2 separate regions of the Homo sapiens genome follow, and region 2 is linked to region 1. Evidence: chromatin contacts called from ENCODE Hi-C or POLR2A ChIA-PET data. All regions are on one chromosome and are shown on one strand. Each heading gives the region's core, a stretch centred on a gene start or an enhancer-like site at or near the end of the contact. The rest is flanking DNA. Distances are from core to core; before and after follow the strand shown. Region 1 overlaps CPMER (cytoplasmic mesoderm regulator). Region 2 has its middle 63 kb from the start of CPMER.

Region 1 (2,700 bases), core at 157-2,656:
ACCCAACTCGTGGGTTGTTATAAGAATAAGAAGCATTAACTCTTAGGAAGCACGCTGAACCAGATTGAGCATCTCCTGTTTGTTTGGGGTCTGTCTAGGATGATACCTTCATTCATTCCTTCAACAAGCTTGCGTGATGGAGACGCCAGGCCTTGGGAAAGAAGGCAGCCAGGCCAAGTCATGACAAACATCCCTCTTTCCCTACCCCAGGTCACACCTGTCTCTCACCTTCCGGCAACCCCACCTTCAAGTCCTTCCTGCTCCACCAGGCAGGTCCCTGGAGCTCGGCCTGACAAAGGCTGTTGGCTTATCAGGACACCCAGGCCACAATCCAGAACTGGCTCTGACCCAGGAGCCACCAGTGTCTGATGTCCCCATGTCAAAAAGAGAGGCCACACTGTCCCAGACCTGGACTGGCTGTCCTCAGTGCCCTGTTGCACAGAGCCCAGACTCCCTCTCCAAGAGGCGGGATCCTACTCCTTGACCCCCTACATCTGGCGGAGATCCCGCTCTGGGGCATACAGGCAACCTGAGGCTCTGTCCCCATAGATGTTCACCTGTTCATCCAACCTGGTGGCTTCTTGCCCCGGGAAGCCCTCACCTTCAGTTAGTCACTCACTTAACGACTATTTTTAGGACAACTACTTTGTGCTAAGCTGAGTCCCCGAGGCTGGAGACATAAGGAACAAGAGAGACACAGTCTGCCCTCATGTAGTTCACATCTAGTTGAAGAAACAAGCAATAAACAGGTAGAGATCATTTCACCTGGAGATCAGTTCAAAGAAGAAAATAACTCAACAGACTGGAAGCAGGTGTGGTCAGGGAAGACTTCCTGGAGGAGGTGACAATTACACAGAAACCTGATAGATAAGAAGGAGCTGGACACAGGAGGATATGGGTGAAGGGCATTTCAGGCAAAGGCAAAGGCAAAGCCATGTGCAAAGGCCAGGAGGTGGGAAAAAATTAGAGAAAGAGGAAAAAGGAGCAGAGTAAGCTAGGAAGCCAGTGGTCAGAGGTGAGAATGGCCAGTGCCCACCAAGCCTCAGCACACCTCTGTCCTGCTGGCTCAGTTGAAACCTTCCCTTGATCTAGAAATATACAGCTACCACTGATCACTGACAGAGCCTGGTGGCTACCGGAGCTGCAGAGGTCTATGCTCAAATCCAGCCTCAACCTCCTCCCAGCTGAGTAACCTCAGGCCAGGGCATGACCCTCCTGGGCCTCAGTTTTCTCCTTGGAGAATGGGGGCCTAGTGGGGTTGCTGCAAGTGTCAGGGAATGCATGTAATGGACTTAACTCAGTGCCTGGCACGCAGTGAACGATAGGCCGACGTTGGCCAAGCCAGAAAATCCGTCTGCCCTGACGTCAGGCAGGGCCTAATTATAGACGCCCAGAGGTCACTTTCAGCCTCTTGTGACTCAGAGGCAGTGCCAGGCAGCAGACAGTGGGAGGGACAAAGAATCAGGCCGGCTCGACCAATGCAGAGCCACAGGGGAGTGCCTCCGTTTCCCTGTCTATTAACCAGAGATATCAGTGGGACCTGCCTCCCAGGGCTATGAGAAGACTCCAAGTTGGGCCTAGTACTTCATAGGAGCTCTGTCAACCTCCACAGTCCACAACTGCACGCACAAATGGAAAAATCGTTGTAATTTAGATAAATTTTCCCTTGAGGCTTTCTTTCTTTTATTCAACAAATATATGCTGAGCCCTTTGGTGCATCTGGCTCTGTGTTAAATACAGTGTGTACAAAAAATGCCCGCGACAGCCACTGAGGGTTTACAGAGCCAATGAAGAGAGTCAGCAAGGTTACAGGGGCATATTTAATGTGCTCAAAGAACAAACTAGAGGTTCCAGAAAGAACCATTCTTCTTTGTTCTTCCACTGGTTTGCTTATTCAGCCTCACAGCAGCCAGGCCTTGTCCCACAGGCCTTGGTGTCTGAAAATTTGCTGGGGCAAGTGGAGAATCCTTTACCCCGTCCCTGCATGTGGGACCCTCTGGTGTGACCCTGGCCTCCAAGAGGACCGTGTTCACCTTGAGATCTGAGTTCAAGGCCTGGGTCTGCTCCTGCCTTGCTGTGAGAACTTAGGCAAGGCATGGAGCCATGCTGTGCCTCAGTTTCCTCACCTGTGCATGACATGAGTGATGGTAATAATGAAAATGCCCTGTTGGGGCTATTTAGGGGTTAGATGTGATCACAGGGACGGAGTGCTCTGTGTCCAGTGCTCCAACGGGAATCATTGCTCTGTGTCCGGCACTCCAACGGGAATCATTGCTCTGTGTCCAGTGCTCCAACGGGAATCATTGTCGTTACCCTCTGTCTAGGGCAGGGCCGTCCCATTTTTTGGCTCCCTGGGCCACATTAAAAGAAAAAAATTGTCTCGAGCCACACATAAAATACACTAACACTAATGATGGCTGATGAGCTAAAAAAAAAAATTTGCAAAAAAAAACTCATAATATTTTAAGAAAGTTTACAAATTTGTGTTGGGCCTCATTCAAAGCCATCCTGGGCTGCACGCGACCTGCAGGCACCAGGTTGGACTAACTTGGTCTAGGGAATGATGCAGCCTCCAGCACCAACATCGCCCCTGGCTCAAGGAAAGGAGACATACCCTGTACACACCCCCAGCTCCAACCCACTCTTGGGTCACTACCCAACTCTTGAGTCATTTCCAGGTCACCCCTTGGAAATGAGGGT
Region 2 (2,700 bases), core at 152-2,651, 35 kb before region 1:
CATCCAAGTGAGAGATGCTGGGAAGGGTGGATTTGGGGTACATTTTGAAGGGAGAATTTGCAGGTCTTGGAAATAGGTGGGTTGTGGAGATGAACCATTGTGGGAAAGCAAGCATGACTCCCAGGTTTCTGAATTTAGGTTTTGAGATCATGGGAGGAACATATATATTGAGTTATGGAAGACTGGTTGAGGTTTTAGGCAATGAGATCAATAATTTTTTGGTTGTTTATTCATATAAAAATATTTATGAAACACCTACTATGTGCCATGTCCTACTGTCCTGCAGTGCTGGGCTCACAAGGAATGTACCAACTTCCCTACCTCCCAGCCACCCAGCTCAGCATGTACCCGACCAAGTCACCCACCAGCTCACCAAATCCTCCAGGAGTGACAGGACCAAGTGTTTGGGGGTGTCAGGTTCTCGCCCCTCCCGAGACAAGCTGGCCCAATGGCTGGAACATCCGGCCTCCCACGGGGGACCAGGCAGCCTCCTCTAGCGGCCATGTGCCCTATGAATGCTAATCCCCCACCCCCCGCCTCCTGGACACGCACACATAGGACATGCACAATGGCGGCTGGTGTCACCCACCAGGGTCCATGCCCTCACAGCAGAGAGAATAGCTACCAGCTGGTCCTCACCGGCTGTGTGACCTTGGGTGGGCCACATTCCAAAAATGATCACCCCAGGAAGGTGTCATCCATTCAACCACCAACTGCTTGGCACCTTCTATGTGCCTGCCAGGCTCTGAGGAAACAAAAGTTAAGCCCCCTTCTGAGCCCCCTGACCATACCTCATACTCCCCTTCCCAGCCACAAATTAATCAATAAAGATTTCTAGAGCCAGGGCTTCTGGGAAACTCAAGAGAAGACGTAAGTGAATCACAGTTCATAAACACACTCCCATCTATTGAATCCACATGGTGCCCTCAGAGACAACCAGGGGGGAGGAACTGAAGCCTCCATGGATAAGTGGGGAAATTGAGGTCCACGGAGCTGAAGGGTCTTGCCCCAGGTCATGTAGAGACCCCGAGGTGAGTCAGGTCTCAAACCTGCATCTTATGACTTCCAGTTAAGTATCCTGGCACCAGCTTCATGTGATCAAAAAAAGGAGGGAAGTGGCCAGGTGGCATAGAGGCTCTCGAAAAGAGAGAAATGATTAAGAAATGGGATGTGTCTCAGGGAGAGACTGAGGGGAACTTTTAGGGTCTCTTGGCCCCTCTGTTTCCTCTCCTGATCATTTAGATTCTCTTCCTTTCCAAAAAGGCTGGAGCGGGCCCCAATTGCCACACAGGAGCCAGAGTTGGAAAGACAAATCTGCCAGGGTTACATAAGGCTTCGCGAGTGGCTAAATTTAAAACTGAAATGTGAACCTCAGGACAGAATAAAAACACTCAGGGGGAAGGACTGGGGCCAACACCTCCCTTGGCCTTCATAGTACACCAGAGGGAGGTGGTTCCCCAGTGGACCCAGGGAGAGGCTCCTGAAGCCAGCCTTGCAGATACATAGTTACAGGCTGAGCAAAGGGCCTTACCAGCCCACCCTGGGCACGTGAGCATTCCCTAGTTCCTGCCTAGGGGGCAACGTCCCTGATTCCAAGCTGGAAGGGGCAAGAGAAGTCCCTCTTTCTAGTGGGTCTTCAGGCAGATAATACTACTTCCTGCAAAAAGAGCAAGTTATATTTTCCTACAAACTCTTCTACACGAAGAGTAGAATTGTTAATCAATTGAATGAACACTGATATGAAATATTTAAGCAAGCACAAATCCACTCCTTGCAAGAGTCTCTTGTCTACCAGGTCTGACCTACTCATCACACATGTACAGCTCACATGCGGTTCACACAGGTATAAAAACACAAGCGTAATATATGAACCTGCTTGCATAAGATTCTGGGCCCAATTTGCCACATCCACTCATAGATACACATACTTACATGTACACACACCCACACCCACAAACCATTCTCACCAGGGCTATCTCTTACAAGAGTTTACCATGGGCCAAATGCTCTTCTCAACAGTTTGTCTGTGTTATTCATTCAATTCTTACAACAAGGCTAAGTGCTGTTTTCATCCCCATTTTACAGATGACACTCAGAGAGGTTACATGGTTTGCCTGAAGTCACACATCTGGTAACTAGCAGAGCTGGGATTTGAACCCACGGCAGGCTGGCAGCAGCATTCATGTTCTTCACCACCATGAAGACACAAGGGCCCTTGCACGTACATGAACAAAAACAAACAGGCACTGAAGCATGTTTTCCTGCTTGCGGGACAGAAACACACACACAGCAACCAACATGTGAGAATAGAAGGGAAAAGGACCCCAGACTGTGTGGACCACAGGGCCTTTGCACCACATTCACTCATCCAGGAACCTGGTGGATGTGAGAAATTTAGGAGCATAGTGAGAAAGGGGAGTATACAGACCCAGGGACCCAGGGGTGAGGTCAGGACCAGGTATTGAACGGTCGCAGGGTCAGGAACAAGGTGCAGGATCAAACATTTATGTCCTTGCCCCACCTCTAAAGCACCTCGACTTCTTACCCACCAAACCCACACATCCCTGTTGAGATACGGCAGGGCCTAGCGCCCTGGCCCTTGGCCCTGCCACAGAGCTGCCCCCTCCCACTAATGCACGGCTTTAGGGATCTGGGGGCTGCTCTATAGGCATGGGTGAGACTTGAGTCCTCCCTGGTGGG

Evidence for each region. Hi-C counts contacts between places; a loop is a spot of excess contacts on that map. ChIA-PET counts read pairs that join two places held with the same protein, here RNA polymerase II (POLR2A). Pooled maps may share reads with other maps.
Region 2: a loop to region 1 is called in a map of gastrocnemius medialis, with 6 times the contacts of the local background. The contact joins two enhancer-like sites. A Hi-C loop is called at or near these places in 5 of 168 maps with a recorded cell type or tissue (Caco-2, IMR-90, dorsolateral prefrontal cortex and 2 more) and 7 of 50 pooled maps. POLR2A ChIA-PET finds 5 or more read pairs at or near these places in 6 of 52 experiments (B cell, Caco-2, HepG2 and 3 more).

The regions. Positions count from the first base shown.
Region 1 is chr22:27,685,330-27,688,029 of GRCh38, forward strand. All of the region lies in intron 4 of CPMER (cytoplasmic mesoderm regulator), which reads right to left. Among named protein-coding and RNA genes, the nearest start is that of CPMER, 28 kb to the right of the region's middle. Within about 2 kb of position 1,407, at least 17 of the 41 ENCODE cell types and tissues checked have a DNase peak (open chromatin) inside an H3K27ac peak, as active enhancers do; they include gastrocnemius medialis and psoas muscle, where a contact is called at or near this core.
Region 2 is chr22:27,650,281-27,652,980 of GRCh38, forward strand. No RefSeq gene overlaps it. Among named protein-coding and RNA genes, the nearest start is that of CPMER, 63 kb to the right of the region's middle. Within about 2 kb of position 1,402, at least 5 of the 41 ENCODE cell types and tissues checked have a DNase peak (open chromatin) inside an H3K27ac peak, as active enhancers do; they include gastrocnemius medialis and psoas muscle, where a contact is called at or near this core.